2 separate regions of the Homo sapiens genome follow, and region 2 is linked to region 1. Evidence: chromatin loops called from intact Hi-C (ENCODE). Cell type or tissue: heart left ventricle. All regions are shown on one strand. Each heading gives the region's core, and the rest is flanking DNA. Links, peaks and the distances in the headings are about the cores only.

The links. A loop is a pair of places that touch in the nucleus more often than their neighbours do. Peaks named below come from ENCODE experiments on the same cell type or tissue, not always from the same donor. Only the 100,000 strongest peaks of a DNase experiment are listed, where the experiment ranks them.
Region 2: a loop joins it to region 1, with 2.8 times the contacts of the local background. A loop is called at or near these places in 14 of 110 quality-filtered maps.

The regions. Positions count from the first base shown.
Region 1 is chr1:203,036,471-203,043,707 of GRCh38, reverse strand. PPFIA4 (PPFI scaffold protein A4) reads right to left here. Exons shown (of 30, transcript NM_001304331.2): 2 at 4,466-5,098; 3 at 210-311. The coding sequence starts at 4,699. Among named protein-coding and RNA genes, the nearest start is that of PPFIA4, 14 kb to the right of the region's middle. RefSeq lists enhancers at 1,612-2,111, 2,112-2,613, 4,295-4,454. In heart left ventricle, for the core only: CTCF peaks have their summits at 3,400, 4,209 (motif pointing left) and 5,064; DNase peaks (open chromatin) are centred at 4,197, 4,717, 5,087 and 5,327; H3K27ac peaks cover 3,145 bases.
Region 2 is chr1:203,338,836-203,346,072 of GRCh38, reverse strand. It overlaps FMOD (fibromodulin), which reads left to right. Exons shown (of 3, transcript NM_002023.5): 3 at 3,579-5,445. The coding sequence ends at 3,730. Among named protein-coding and RNA genes, the nearest start is that of FMOD, 8.7 kb to the left of the region's middle. RefSeq lists enhancers at 1-196, 3,180-3,682. In heart left ventricle, for the core only: a CTCF peak has its summit at 3,421; DNase peaks (open chromatin) are centred at 3,689 and 5,845; H3K27ac peaks cover 1,558 bases.

The sequences.
Region 1 (7,237 bases), core at 1,191-6,190:
CAACTACAGGTGGAGAGCCCAGCACTGGTGGTTAAACGATGTAACTCTCACCCCAGGATGGGAGACAGGAAGAGGGAAGGATGGGGCTTGAGCTAGGACTGTGCCTGGCCCCACTCTTGCCTGCTCTCTTGGTCAAGGTGTTCACAACACACCCCCATACACACACACACACACGTGCGCGCGCGCGACACAAGGTCATCCCCACTTACCCGTGTGTTATTCCGTTCTGCTTTCAGTTCTGATATCTCTTCCTCCCGCTCTAGAAGCTGCTCCCGACACATGCTCAGCTCCCGGGTTAAGGTGGCAAATTCCTGAAAACCCCCAAGGCCCCTCAGTGCTTCAGGATTCACCCCCAAAGCAGTGTCCTGCACATGCAAGTCAGTGGTGGGATCCTCTCACCCATCCCTTACTTCCACCACCTCCCCCACAAAATCCCAATCCATCCACACTGCAGGTCAGTAAACCTGTAGCTAGCATGTGCTTCTCCAGAGGGGTCCACATCTCTGGGTCCTCCATGCATTCCATGTGTTAGAATCCAAGGGAACAGAGTTGTACACAAGAGTGAGAAAGTCACTGAGTCTGCTCTGCAGACCCTTCCCCATCCAGCCACCAATATGACCAGATTACATCCTCCCTCCCACCTGGCATTTCCATTTCTCCAGGAATTCAATGACATTTTCCTTTAGAAACTGATGGAGGGGAATTCTGCTTCTGGTTTGGTGGATTAAGGTCCAAACAGAAACTGATGGATATGAAAGAGGGAAGAGAAGGCCCAGCACAGTGACTCACGCCTGTAATCCCAACACTTTGGGAGGCTGAGCCGGGCAGATCACCTGAGGTCAGGAGTTTGAGACCAGTCTGGCCAACATGGTGAAACCCTGTCTCGACTAAAAATACAAAAATTAGTCAGACGTGGTGGCGCACACCTGGGTAATTCCAGCTACTCCAGAGGCTGAGGCAGGAGAATCACTTGAACCCGGGAGGCGGAGGTTGCAGTGAGCTGAGGTGGCACCACTGCACTCCAGCCTGGGCGACAGGGTGAGCCTCCGTCTCGAAAAATAAAAATAAATAAATAAAAGAAACAGGGAAGAGAAAGAGCTTTTGAAGATAATGCCTGCATGAGTGCCCCAGGGAGCTCTTCCAGCCCCATCCCAAGGCTTTGCAAACTGCAAGTAGCGGGTGAAATAAGCAGATCAAAGGACCTACCTACATAGGAGCAAGAGAGTATGCAGACCTGCCCAGTCAGGCTTTCTAGGAGCCCTGCTCAACCAAGCAAGGGCTACATCCCAGCTCCTGATGCCAAGGCAGTTGCCCTGGCTTTACCAAATATCCATGTACCAAGTATCACTTCTAGAGGGGCCCATTTCCACACTGTCAGGCCCAGATAACTTCAGAGACCTTGCCAGCCCACCCTCCCCCATCAGGACAAGCATACAGGGGTGAGAGACTGCTCCCACATTCCAGGCTCATCATATCCTGTTTAGCTAAACATCACCTCCTTCCAGGGAGGTTTTCAAATGAGTGGCCCCAACTCTGTGGATGTCCAAGGTCTAAGAGCGATGCAACAGGCCTCATCCCTGTCCTAACCTGCAGCCTCCCTCACACACCAAGGATTCATGACCAAAGGAAGAACTCCCAATCCCCTCTCATCACTCCAGATAGGGCAAAAGGGGCTAGAAGGGTTGTGGGAGGGCAGAAGGGACAAGAGATGCCAGAGCATGAGAAACCATGAACCTCTGACATTATTACTCAATTACTGCCTTTCTGTCAGGGCCATGGCCAAAGGTGGTCAAGGTCAAGCATCTCATACTCCAGAAGCCCAGGCCTGATGCTGTCTCACCCCTCAGCTTATGCACAAACACAGTCACACTTTCACAGGCACACACAGTCATGTACACATGCTTGTAACCAGAGACAGGGCTTGACAGCCTGCCACCCAGCCCTACACCATGACACCACCACCAAAAGGCTGGTGCTGCCCCCTCTCCTGGCCTCAAGCTCAGCAGCTGTCTTATCTCCCCCCACCACAGGATACCTGTCCCCTCCCTTCCACCTCTAACCTATCTGACACCCTGCTGTCTACAAATCTCCCAAAGCACAATGCTGTCTACAAACACAGGAGACGGTCTCCTCTGTCACCCAGGCTGGAGTGCAGTGACTCAATTTCAACTCACTGCAGCCTGGACCTCCTGGGCTCAGGCGATCCTCCCACCTCAGCCCCACGAGTAGCTGGCAGCATAGGCATTTGCCACCATGCCCAGCTAATTTTGGGGATTTTTGTAGAGATGAGGTTTTGCCACATTGCCCAGGCTGATCTTGAACTTCTGACCTCAAGCAGTCCATCCACCTCAGCCTCCTGAAGTGCTGGGATTACAGGAGTGAGGCACTGCACCCAGCCTACAAATACAAACTTCTTATCCTGGTTTTCAAACTTCTCTCTCATGTCATTTCCATATCACCTAAGACCCAGTCAACCTGGATCACCTGCTGCTTCTAAACACCAGCATGCCTTCCTAATATCACATCTTGGCTCAGTGGACTCCCTCCCCCTGGAAAAACCTCTGTCACCACCCGATGAAATCATAATCATCCTTCAAAGCCCATCTCAAAGGATACAGCCTTGCTGGGAGCTGTCCAGACTCCCCACGGGGAGGCTCTCTCCCTCTCCTGAAAGCCATTTGGAGGAGTGGTCAAGAACACCAACTTGGGAGTCCATCATTCAACCACAAATATTTGTGAGCACCTATCATGTACCAGGTCCTGTGCAGATCACTGGGGATATAGTGACAAGAAAGACACAACCCCTGACCTCATGAAGCTTCAGTGTGGGAAGTCAAGTAGGCCTGGGATCAAATCTCAGCTCTGCCCCTGTTAGCTGTATGATCTTGAATAAGTTACCTAATCTCTCTGAGCCTCATTCTCTGATCTGTAAGACAGACGTAACAGTCCTCCCTCCAGGTGCTGGTATGAGAGTCAAATGAGCCAATGTATAGAAAGCACTTAGCCCAAGCCCATCAAAAGCAGCTATTTTTATCACTGATACTGTGCTTAATAACCCTTTTGGGCCTCTCTTATCTTCCTCTGCATTCTCTCCGGTCACATGGGTGGTGTATCTCCTTCCTAGTCTATGAGCTCCTTGGTGGCAGGAACTAGTTCATTCACTCTAGGGCAACTTCAGAGCCTCGTGCACAGTGAAAGAGGAGGTCCCCACCTGCCCACCCAACTGCTTCACCAGGGCTCTGTATTCTTGTCCACCAAGCATCACTTTTGTGTAGGAAACTCACCCACTCAGGCCCAGCCCTTGTTCTCTTCCCCACACACTGGGAAGGGCCTGGCGCTGAGGCTTGAGCTCTTCGGCTCCTCAGGGCTGCCTTCCCAACCCCAGCAGCGCCCCCACTGGGTCAGGGTAGGCTATGCCATGTGTCCACAGCTGGCTTTCAATACCCATCTCTCTGCTCATACGAGGGGCAGAGAGGGCAGGATGTTCCCACAGTCACTGTGAGCACTGTCTCACAGACACACAACCCCCAGCCCTCTCTGGGTCTGGTTATCAGGCAGAGTTCACAGCTTCTTTGACAAGCAGCAGCTAAACAGCCCAAGAACCAAATCATCCAGGCTCCTGCTCCCTCCTGCATTCCCAGAGCATGCGCCATGCCTGGAATATCTACCAAGTGGGTGATAAGCAGGCATCAGCAGGGAGCTCCCAGGCCAATGCAGTGAGGGAGAAATAGGTGCAGTGGTGAGAAACTTAGCCCCAGGCTCAGTTCCTGCCTCCACCACACACTACCTGCATGGCCACGAGCAACTTACTCATCTCCCCAGCTTTAGTTCCGTGATTTGTACAATGGGATGATGGTGGTAACAGCACCAACTTCAGGGTTGTAAGAGTTTAGTGAGAGAATCCTTATAAAGTGCTTGGTCCACAGAAAGGACACAGTACACGGGACTACAGGACAGCTGGTGGTTGTGCTGTTGAGTGTGAGACAGGATGTCGAGACATCTGGCTGCTAGATTCAGCCCTGCCTATCATCTTCCATGTGATGTCTCTTGCTTTTTTGATCTATGCAATAACGGAGCTGGACGAGATGATCTCTAAGAACTCACCCATCTCTACTGTCTGTGATTCCCCACCCACCTCCAAGAATAGGGCACTGGAGAGGAGTACGCAGGGAGGAGGTTTCTTTCCAGTCTAGGGTGCCACCTACTGGCCGCCTGAGCTCACTGTAGCTGACACCTATGGCTGCGTTTTTCTACCCACATCAAATTCCATCCATTTCACCTTCCAGACTGAGGAGCATGGGAGTGACAGGGAAAGAATTCACGTAGAGAGATGAAGGAGAGTAAATGCTCAGTGAATTCCAATTATTGATATGCAAATAGATGCAGATGAGCTGAGGGCCCAGTGGATCTAGCAGGGCTAGAGGAGGGAAAGGGGTTAAGAGAGACGCAGGCCTTCGGGCCTTACCTGGGGGAGGGCGGAGTTAAGGTGGCGCTGGAGCTGGTCCCGCTCGTGTATGGCATCCTGGAGCCGGCTCTGTGTGGCCGCCAAGGTCTCCTGACTCTCCCGAAGAGACTCCAGCAACTTCTCCCGCTCGTCCAGCATGTTCACCATCAGCTGCTCGAAGTTGGCGTCAGCATCGGCGCCATGAGGGGGACCCAGGCGGTCCCCCTCATTGATTGTGGGCATCACCTCACACATGGTGGGGGTTGGCAGGGCCTTCTCAGCGTCAGGGGACAGGGAGGGACTCACAGGGTTGGCACCTCCAGGGGAACCCAGTGCATGGGTCTCAGAGTGGGCAGTGCCAGGCGAGTGGACAGGTGGGCAGGGGCTTCTCCCATAGCATCAGTTGCTTTTGCTCTGAAAGGGGCCTGGGGTCTGGAGTGCCCCTGTGGAACTGAGCCAGAAGGCCTGGCTTAACTTCTCAGGGCTGGGGCTGGGTGCCCTGTGTCCCCAGACATGCAGACAGCAGCCGAATGTGGCCATGACAGGCAGGGACAGCAGGGCTGGAAGATGGCCCTTCTCTTAGACTGAGTGCCGGAGGCTGGCAGAGTCCCAGCTGGATCTAGCGACACCCATCGTTTCTGGAGGGCAGTGTGTCTGTGGGAAAAGAGACTGCTGTGAGTACCAACTGGGTGGAGAAGGGCATCAGGGGAGGGGGTGGAGCAGAGGAGACAGGACCTGAACTAGAACATGGGGGAGGAGAGGGAGGTGCTGGCGCATGCCCCTTCTCCAGGCTTACTCACTCTGATGGCACCTCCTTAGTTCTCCCAAGGAATGCACATGCCTACTGCCCAGCCTCTGCCTCCCCCTGCTCCCCACAGCTGTCAGAAGTGCAGCCGCAGTGGCAGTGGTTCCCCTACCCACGTGGCTCACTGGCCAAATATAGAAATGATTCAGTCAGCGGCAGGGGAGCAGCCGGCAGGATGCCCAGAGTCCTCCTGAGACCTGGGGGTTGGAGGGGAGGAAATAGGGTCTCTGTGCCACCCCCAACCTTTTCCCCATCACTTAAGCCAACCAAGGCAAATGCAGATGGGTAGAAAGGACTCTTAGTGGGAGTGGCTGTGAGTCCTAAAGGCTGGACTCTTGGGGTCCTAGGAAACAGGGGCAGAGTAGTTCCTGCCCTGGATACTGGCACAACATGGCTAAGGGTTTGGAGAGGCACAGACTGGGTACTGGGGCAGGCAGAGAGCCCTGACCTGCTACATTGCCCATAATTCAGGGAGGAGGCTCTGGCTCAAGTCATTCCCCATTTCCAAAACCTGCCAAGGAGGACAGCACGCAGGCCTAGCAGACAGCAGGCTTGGATTCGGAGTTCACAGCCTCCTACCTTTGCATCAGAGCAGGGACTGAATGATGGAAAGGAACCCAGGGGTGATATAGAGGTGCAGGGTGCCACTCTCCTAGGGTGGGGCTACAGTGTGGCCCCTATCATGGCTGAGAATCTGCTCTCTTGGCGTCATTACCCATTGCTGACACTGCAGAAGTCACCAGTGAGGTCAGTCAGCATGTGCATAGCCTGGCTCTGCTGATACGTTGAGCCTGGCACAGGAGCCCAATGGTCAGAGCAAAGGAAGCCGGCGATGAAGTAACAGGAAAGTAATGAGAAAAAGGCCGCATGCAGCGAGGGATTTCTCTGCCTACAATCAGATTCCAACCTCCCTGTCTACGTTAGAAAGCTACCACCTTAGTCGTTTTTCAGAGAGGACTGTCTTCAGAGGTCCCAGTTGCAGGACAGAAGGGGTGTGAAGCCCTCAGCACAGCAATAGGCACACTGGAGGTGGCCCAAAAATGATATTTTCCCTCCTTCCCCTCTCTCTTATCTTATGGGAGACACAATGAAAGCCTTCTGTCTACCCTCGGGGTGAGAATAACAGGCAGACTAGGAGGGTCAGGGTGGACAAGAAGCATCAGGACCCAGTGTGAGGTAAGAGGTCAGACACTGCACAGGCCTGTGGCAGGACTGAACCCAGCAGGGAAAAGAGAGAAGGGCCGGGCCTCTCCTACCTGGACCCCCTCCCCAGAGTACTGATGCTCTAGGCAGAAACAGGGGAAAGGAAGAGGGAGACTAGGGAGCAATGTGGGGTCTAGATCTGAGGAAAGTTAGTGCACCAGCTTGAAAATTCAGAGCTCACACTCGCAGCCCTTCCCAGAGGGGCGCAGTAGTGCAAGCAGGCACGTGGGCATGCACACACACATGCCCCAAGATAGAAACACAGAGACCTAGAACAGATACACATGTGGCCACATACACACTCCCATGCATAGAAACTGGACACAAACTCTGGTCAAGGGGATCCTTCCCCAAGCCAGACAGCCACTGTGGAGGGCAGGGTCCCAGAAGGCTACAGAAGTAAAAAGTAGAAGCTTGGTCTGCCTCCTCCTTTCCCCAACACTGCTGCTGCCAGGGCAGCCTACTCGCACCTCCCTGCTCCTCAGAGCAGCTGGGAGTGGAGAGGAGGGGCTGCTGCCCCAGTCTGTCCAGAGCTGCCATCTCCCTGATGCTGATAACAGCCGTTCCTCCAATTCTCCCACCCACCATGCCCAGGTCCCTCCACCCTGAATGCTCCAGCCCTGAGGCTGAAAGGCCATATGGCCCCAGCCTACCCCCCCAAGCTCATCCACATCCAGGCCCACCTCCCCATCTTCCCCCACCCCTCCACACACACCAAGATGCCACGAGAGGCCAAAAGAGAAGACTAGGCTAGGGAAGGGGCCCCTTGTGGCAGAGGCTAACTT
Region 2 (7,237 bases), core at 1,066-6,065, 300 kb before region 1:
GACAGTCGGGTGGGCAAGGCAAAGAGGCATCTGTCTGGCACCTTTAGTTTGAAGTGCCTGACACCATCATGTACAGCCTAAACTCTTTTTTATTAAAATCTCTCTTTCTTTGGGGTCTTTTTATTCCCAAGGTGGGGATTGAGGGGTCCTCTAAGACGTCTTTTTTTTTTTTTTTGAGACAGAGTCTCGCTCTGTCACCCAGGCCGGAGTGCAGTGGCATGATCTCAGCTCACTGCAAACTCCGCCTCCTGGGTTCACGCCATTCTCCTGCCTCAGCCTCTTGAGTAGCTGCGACTACAGGCGCCTGCCACCACGCTCGGCCAACTTTTTATATTTTTAGTAGAGACGGGGTTTCACCGTGTTAGCCAGGACGGTCTTGATCTCCTGACCTCGTGATCTGCCTGCCTCGGCCTCCCAAAGTGCTGGGATTACAGGCATGAGCCACCGCGCCCAGCCAAGACATCTTGAAGATGTTGCAAGCTGCAGACGTTTGACATTTCCTTGTGGCTGTCTATCATCACACCAGCAGTTACCACTACTTACCTGCCACACACTCTGAATCCAGGAGCAGTCACATCAGAAATGTCACACGTATGCTGTGCTTCATCCAAGTTTGACCCTGAAACTGTGACAGCAAAGAACAGCTGTCATGGGAAAGAATCTATTAGCACCTACCCATACAATCAGAGAAAGTTGGGATGGAAAAGGCTTCATCACAACCTTTTATCATCGTTCTGCCTTCATGCAGAACCACATCTGCCACTCAAATGGGAGGTGGACCACCTCTTCCAGACGCTTGTCAGAAAATAAAATTAGTGCAGTTTCCTAAGGTCCCGCAAACAAATTCTCTGTTCAAACAACCCCCAAATTTTCGGTGTCTACTCCCAAATCAATTCTTGTGCAATTTAAGTCCAAGCCCCGTGACTAGGTATCACTTAGTCTCTCTCAGCCTTCTTTTTAGACAAAATAATGCTTTATTTTCCTTAAAGTAGTGAATTAATATATGTAAAGTGCTTTGTCTAGGGCCTGGCATAGAATTTAAAAACCAATGATAGCTATTATTATTAGCCTTTCTTCTCATTGCCACTTTAAAGTTGACAGGCAGTTTTTGTTGTTGTTTTGGGGAAAAAGAGACACAGAGAAGGTAAAGCCATCTCTCAAAGTCCTCCAGATGATGTAGATTAGAATCCTGACCTAAAGGACCTAGAGCCAGGCATCTCCGACTGAGAATGGTGAGGAATATCTCTCTGATGCAGACCACTAGCAGGAAAACAGCTCCCCAAGCTCAGCCCCCTCTCCTACAGCAAACGTGAGGGACATCTCCCTGCAAACCAGTCAGGGACTTGGGGATGGGGGGTGTTGGAGGTGGGATTGAAACAAGCTTCTGAGAGAGGAGCTTAAAGAAGAACAGGAGCTCAGGGGCGCACAGGGGAATCAGATGTGGTCCTCTCCTCGCCACTTCCCTCTTCCATCAGTATCTCCCTCAGTTTTTCCAGCCTGGCAAGAACACAGCTCAGAATGTTATTCAGAAGCTTTGGGATTCAGTGGAGCAGGGCGGGTACACCAGTAGGAATTTGGAAAGACTTATGTCAGTATTTAATTTGGGCTAGAAAAATGTCCTCCAGTGCCTCCACGCAGAAGCCTGTCCTATTCATGGGCTTGGGGAAGACGGGGGGGTGCTCACAGTACCCAGTATGTGGCTAGAGTCCATATACACTGTGTGTCTAGCTCCCCACAGGTATGTCCCACATTTACCTATCCACAGCTGGGATCTGGAATTTTAGCAGGCAGTCTGAGGGCTCCAGGCTGGGAAAGAATCTATCACGGAGCCTGCAGCTCCATCCTAAGTAGGGCTGGAAATGATACTTAAGCTGAGCCACTTTGCTTCTTCTCCTCACCCCACTGCTCTGCTTGTACACAGATAACATAGACCCAGCCCCGGTCTAGGCTCTGCCCCCAACCTGCTCACTCAGAGGCCACTTAATCTAGTCCTTGGGACCAGAAAGGAAACATCCAAAAGTATTCCAGAAATTCTACCCCACCAGGAGTGTTTTCCAAAGACGAGTATTTCCCAGTTTCCGCTACTTTTCTCAGTGTCTAATTTTCTTTAGGCCTAGATTTTCTGTGTTATGCCTGCAATACAAGTTAATTTGCTGCAACCTCACCTCATCTTATCTTGGTCAGTGCTTAACAGAGACTGAAAACCATTGAAAATGCTAATTTAAAAACACTTTTTTCATCAGCCTCTTTAAGCTCTCCATGCTGTCTTTCTTGGAACTGTCTTCTTCATACCTATAACCTCTCCCAAGGGGAGCCCTCATGGTCACACCTAAGAATAGAGTTAGAAAAGCACCCCCTGCCCCCACTCCTCGTGCCTGGCCCCAGACTGACGCACCTCCTGACCACTGCTGCAAGCCGATGGATGCCTCTGGTACAACAGCAAGCCCCAGCTCTGGGTCTACCCAAGTATTACAGCTGCTAGGGATGTGTCCATGGACAATCCTACCCTCAAGACCCAATGGGTAACTTCATTCAAACCCCCTTTGCAGAGAATGACAACAGGAGCAAGTTTCCTGAAAGCCTCATTCACCATGGTAAAGACAGCCCTACGAGGCTTCCTCAGCTTTCAATGGTGACTTTTGCCATCTCTCCTGAAGTTTTAGCTGAGTTCTTGGCTTTTCCTTTCAAGTTACTGACCCAGTAGACTGGAGACAGAGTGGTTGATTTGTCAAAGAGGACAACCAGAGGGACAACAGGGTTAATAGCAACAGAAAGATTTATGCTAATACCATCCAAGCAGAACTATTGTCTCTACTAGAATTCTGCGGTTTAGGGGAAAATCTTAGGAGACTTCTTTTCAGGTTTAAAAAAGGGAGTAGATTGTAATCATATTAAATGCAGGAGGCAGGGAAATTATTTATTTGACTTTTGAGGTCCCTAGCAGCCCCAGTGCTCTATGAGTCCCCAGCTTCCTTTAAACTCAGAGCCTTGCTCACTGCTCTGGCAGTATTTAGAATGGAGACGTGCAACCCACTCAAAGCCCTGGCACACAAAGACACTTGTCTCTCGGCCCAGGCTTTCTCTCTTTAATTTCCTGCCACTTTTTCTATCTGTAAAGTATTAAGTCCCTCCATTTCCCCAGTCTTCTTTCTCACAGCAATTCAGCAAAGCCCTCCCTCTCCAAAAACAATCAAGTATTTCAAGGTGTCTACGGTTGGTCTTTGGCTACCCTCTGCTTCCTACTGCTGCCCACAGCTGCCCACCTGCCCCCCTATCCTGCTAAAAAAAAAAAAATGTCCCAGAGGGAAGGACGCTTAAGAACATTCCTGGGCCTGCAGAGTAAAGTTCAGGTTGGTGGTTAGGAGGTGAGCTGCAGACGCAGGCACAGTCCTCACTCTGTCCCTAGTTCTGCCCCTAGTGGCGCCAGTAAGTATGACTCCAATCCTGGAAAACATCTGCCCTCCATCCCCAACTTCCACCCCTTTATCTAAGCTGCTTCACAAAGGCTAATCTCACTGTGGCTTCAGGTTCGTAATCTGGGCTTCTCTCCCTGACCCGTGCTCCTCTTGTCCCCACAGAGTTCTCCATCAGCAGCTTCTGCACCGTGGTGGACGTCGTGAACTTCTCCAAGCTGCAGGTGCTGCGCCTGGACGGGAACGAGATCAAGCGCAGCGCCATGCCTGCCGACGCGCCCCTCTGCCTGCGCCTTGCCAGCCTCATCGAGATCTGAGCAGCCCTGGCACCGGGTACTGGGCGGAGAGCCCCCGTGGCATTTGGCTTGATGGTTTGGTTTGGCTTTTGCTGGAAGGTCCAGGATGGACCATGTGACAGAAGTCCACGGGCACCCTCTGTAGTCTTCTTTCCTGTAGGTGGGGTTAGGGGGGGCGATCAGGGACAGGCAGCCTTCTGCTGAGGACATAGGCAGAAGCTCACTCTTTTCCAGGGACAGAAGTGGTGGTAGATGGAAGGATCCCTGGATGTTCCAACCCCATAAATCTCACGGCTCTTAAGTTCTTCCCAATGATCTGAGGTCATGGAACTTCAAAAGTGGCATGGGCAATAGTATATAACCATACTTTTCTAACAATCCCTGGCTGTCTGTGAGCAGCACTTGACAGCTCTCCCTCTGTGCTGGGCTGGTCGTGCAGTTACTCTGGGCTCCCATTTGTTGCTTCTCAAAATATACCTCTTGCCCAGCTGCCTCTTCTGAAATCCACTTCACCCACTCCACTTTCCTCCACAGATGCCTCTTCTGTGCCTTAAGCAGAGTCAGGAGACCCCAAGGCATGTGAGCATCTGCCCAGCAACCTGTGGAGACAACCCACACTGTGTCTGAGGGTGAAAGGACACCAGGAGTCACTTCTATACCTCCCTAACCTCACCCCTGGAAAGCCACCAGATTGGAGGTCACCAGCATGATGATAATATTCATGACCTGATGTGGGAGGAGACAGCCAACCTCAGGCTTAGATCAATGTATAGGGCTATATTTTGGCAGCTGGGTAGCTCTTTGAAGGTGGATAAGACTTCAGAAGAGGAAAGGCCAGACTTTGCTTACCATCAGCATCTGCAATGGGCCAAACACACCTCAAATTGGCTGAGTTGAGAAAGCAGCCCCAGTAGTTCCATTCTTGCCCAGCACTTTCTGCATTCCAAACAGCATCCTACCTGGGTTTTTATCCACAAAGGTAGCGGCCACATGGTTTTTAAAGTATGAGAAACACAGTTTGTCCTCTCCTTTTATCCAAGCAGGAAGATTCTATATCCTGATGGTAGAGACAGACTCCAGGCAGCCCTGGACTTGCTAGCCCAAAGAAGGAGGATGTGGTTAATCTGTTTCACCTGGTTTGTCCTAAGGCCATAGTTAAAAAGTACCAGCTCTGGCTGGGGTCCGTGAAGCCCAGGCCAGGCAGCCAAATCTTGCCTGTGCTGGGCATACAACCCTCTGCTTTCACATCTCTGAGCTATATCCTCATTAGTGAAGGTGGCTTTTGCTTTATAGTTTGGCTGGGGAGCACTTAATTCTTCCCATTTCAAAAGGTAATGTTGCCTGGGGCTTAACCCACCTGCCCTTTGGGCAAGGTTGGGACAAAGCCATCTGGGCAGTCAGGGGCAAGGACTGTTGGAGGAGAGTTAGCCCAAGTATAGGCTCTGCCCAGATGCCATCACATCCCTGATACTGTGTATGCTTTGAAGCACCTTCCCTGAGAAGGGAAGAGGGGATCTTTGGACTACGTTCTTGGCTCCAGACCTGGAATCCACAAAAGCCAAACCAGCTCATTTCAACAAAGGAGCTCCGATGTGAGGGGCAAGGCTGCCCCCTGCCCCAGGGCTCTTCAGAAAGCATCTGCATGTGAACACCATCATGCCTTTATAAAGGATCCTTATTACAGGAAAAGCATGAGTGGTGGCTAACCTGACCAATAAAGTTATTTTATGATTGCATCTACAAGAGTGGAGTCATTTAAAGCAGACTGCAGGAGGGTTACTTTAGGAGGACCTGGTGAGGTCGCAGGTCACACAGGCCTTGGACTGATGAGCCCTCTTTCTCATCTATTCTGTTCGGGCAGATGAAGCTAAGAGGAAAAAAAAATGAAAAAAAAAAGTCACTTGTATAAAAGCTGTAGTTAGCAAACTGTGTTCTGGAAGTTCTTCTTTAAGTCTAACTTCAATCCTCTCTACACATTCCCTTCCATATGGTCCCCAAGAGATATAGAATAACTGGGGTTTTTTTTTCAACCCTTTCCACCATCCTCTCTTGCAAAGCCGGTAATTCGGGATCTGGCTAGTCCTGGGTATTGTTGTCTTAACTGCTTCTGCCCTCTAGTGGCAACTGTGCAGATCTGAGGGCAGCCAAGCCTGCCAAAGCCCGTTGGCCCTGGAAGAGGAAAACAAACCTTTACCCCCCATTTGTTTTCTCATTCATCCTGTGTTCATATCGTGAAAGCCTTTGAGTGCCAGATGTTGTGATAGGTGCTTAGCAAATGTCGCATAAGTTAGGAGGGCAGACTAGGCTTGTGCCTTCAGAACAATCCACTATTTTCTGATAGGGAAATAACAACTGATAGTTATTGGGCACTAAATTCTGTACCAAGCATGTTGCAAATGTTACAACTCCATCTTAAGCCAAAGTAAACTAATTTGACTATACTTCTCTGACGTGAGAGTTAGGCAGGAATGCTAGTGTGTGAAACTACCAGAAAGAAATCATAGCTCTAATCACAGTCCTCTCCTCAAGGACAGCAGATAAGGCCCCTCTGCCTTGGATCTCCAGTACAGGAAGATGCCATGTGGAGGAGACAGAGATGTGGCACATAGGGCAGGAATTATCTAACTATAAGGAGGAATCCTCTGCCTCTCCGTTTTTGCTTCTTTGCAGCTCCCATGAGCATCCCAACCAAGACAGAGCAGGGAGAGGAATGGGAGCCAGCCCTGCTGCAAGGCTTCCCTTGTTTCTAAACCCAGTGCTTTGTAAGAAACAGAGTAGCAAGAATAGACTGTCCCTCAGGCTCAGTTGACTCTTTTTCTTTCAGCTGCCATTTGATCAGTCTTATTATGTGCTAAGGGCTTTACTTATTTAGTATTCTTCACCATTCTCTACCATGGAGATTATTATTTTCACTATTTTACAGAGGAGGAAACTGGAAACAAAGACACAGAGGTCACCCAGGAAGGACGCATCAAGGCCAGGATCTGACCCTGGCCGTCTGTCTCCCCAGCCTGTCAGTTTTGCAATATTATTTACACTGTGCTGTCCTAAGGATCCTTGTATTGTTGGATTATTAGGTGTATGCAGGAGGCTTGTGGGTCACTGGCTGTCATAAATAGAGAAAGATCATCTTACTTTTTTTGGAGATGGACCCAAATCCATTCTGCTAGCATTCACAGTTCCTTTATGAATTTCCAATTCAAAATTCACTTTTCATCAGTAAATGTTTAGTGAGTGCCACTGAGCAGGAACTGGGGATACTGCAGAGAACAAAAGCAAACAGCCCCTGCCCTTGGGGGCTTGTAGTCCAGTGCAGTGACAGTCCTTGAACAACGGCAAAAAAATCACACTGAGGATCATGTAGTTAGACTGAGAAAGAGCTGTGACGATGAGCATAGGTCTACACCAGGATTATCAAGGAGCCTGGCCTAGATACTCTGAGATACAGAGTGAGAGCATAGTAATCCAGACGAAGAGATGGAAGGGCAGGTCCAGGCAAAGATAGCAGCATGCATACACACCCTAATG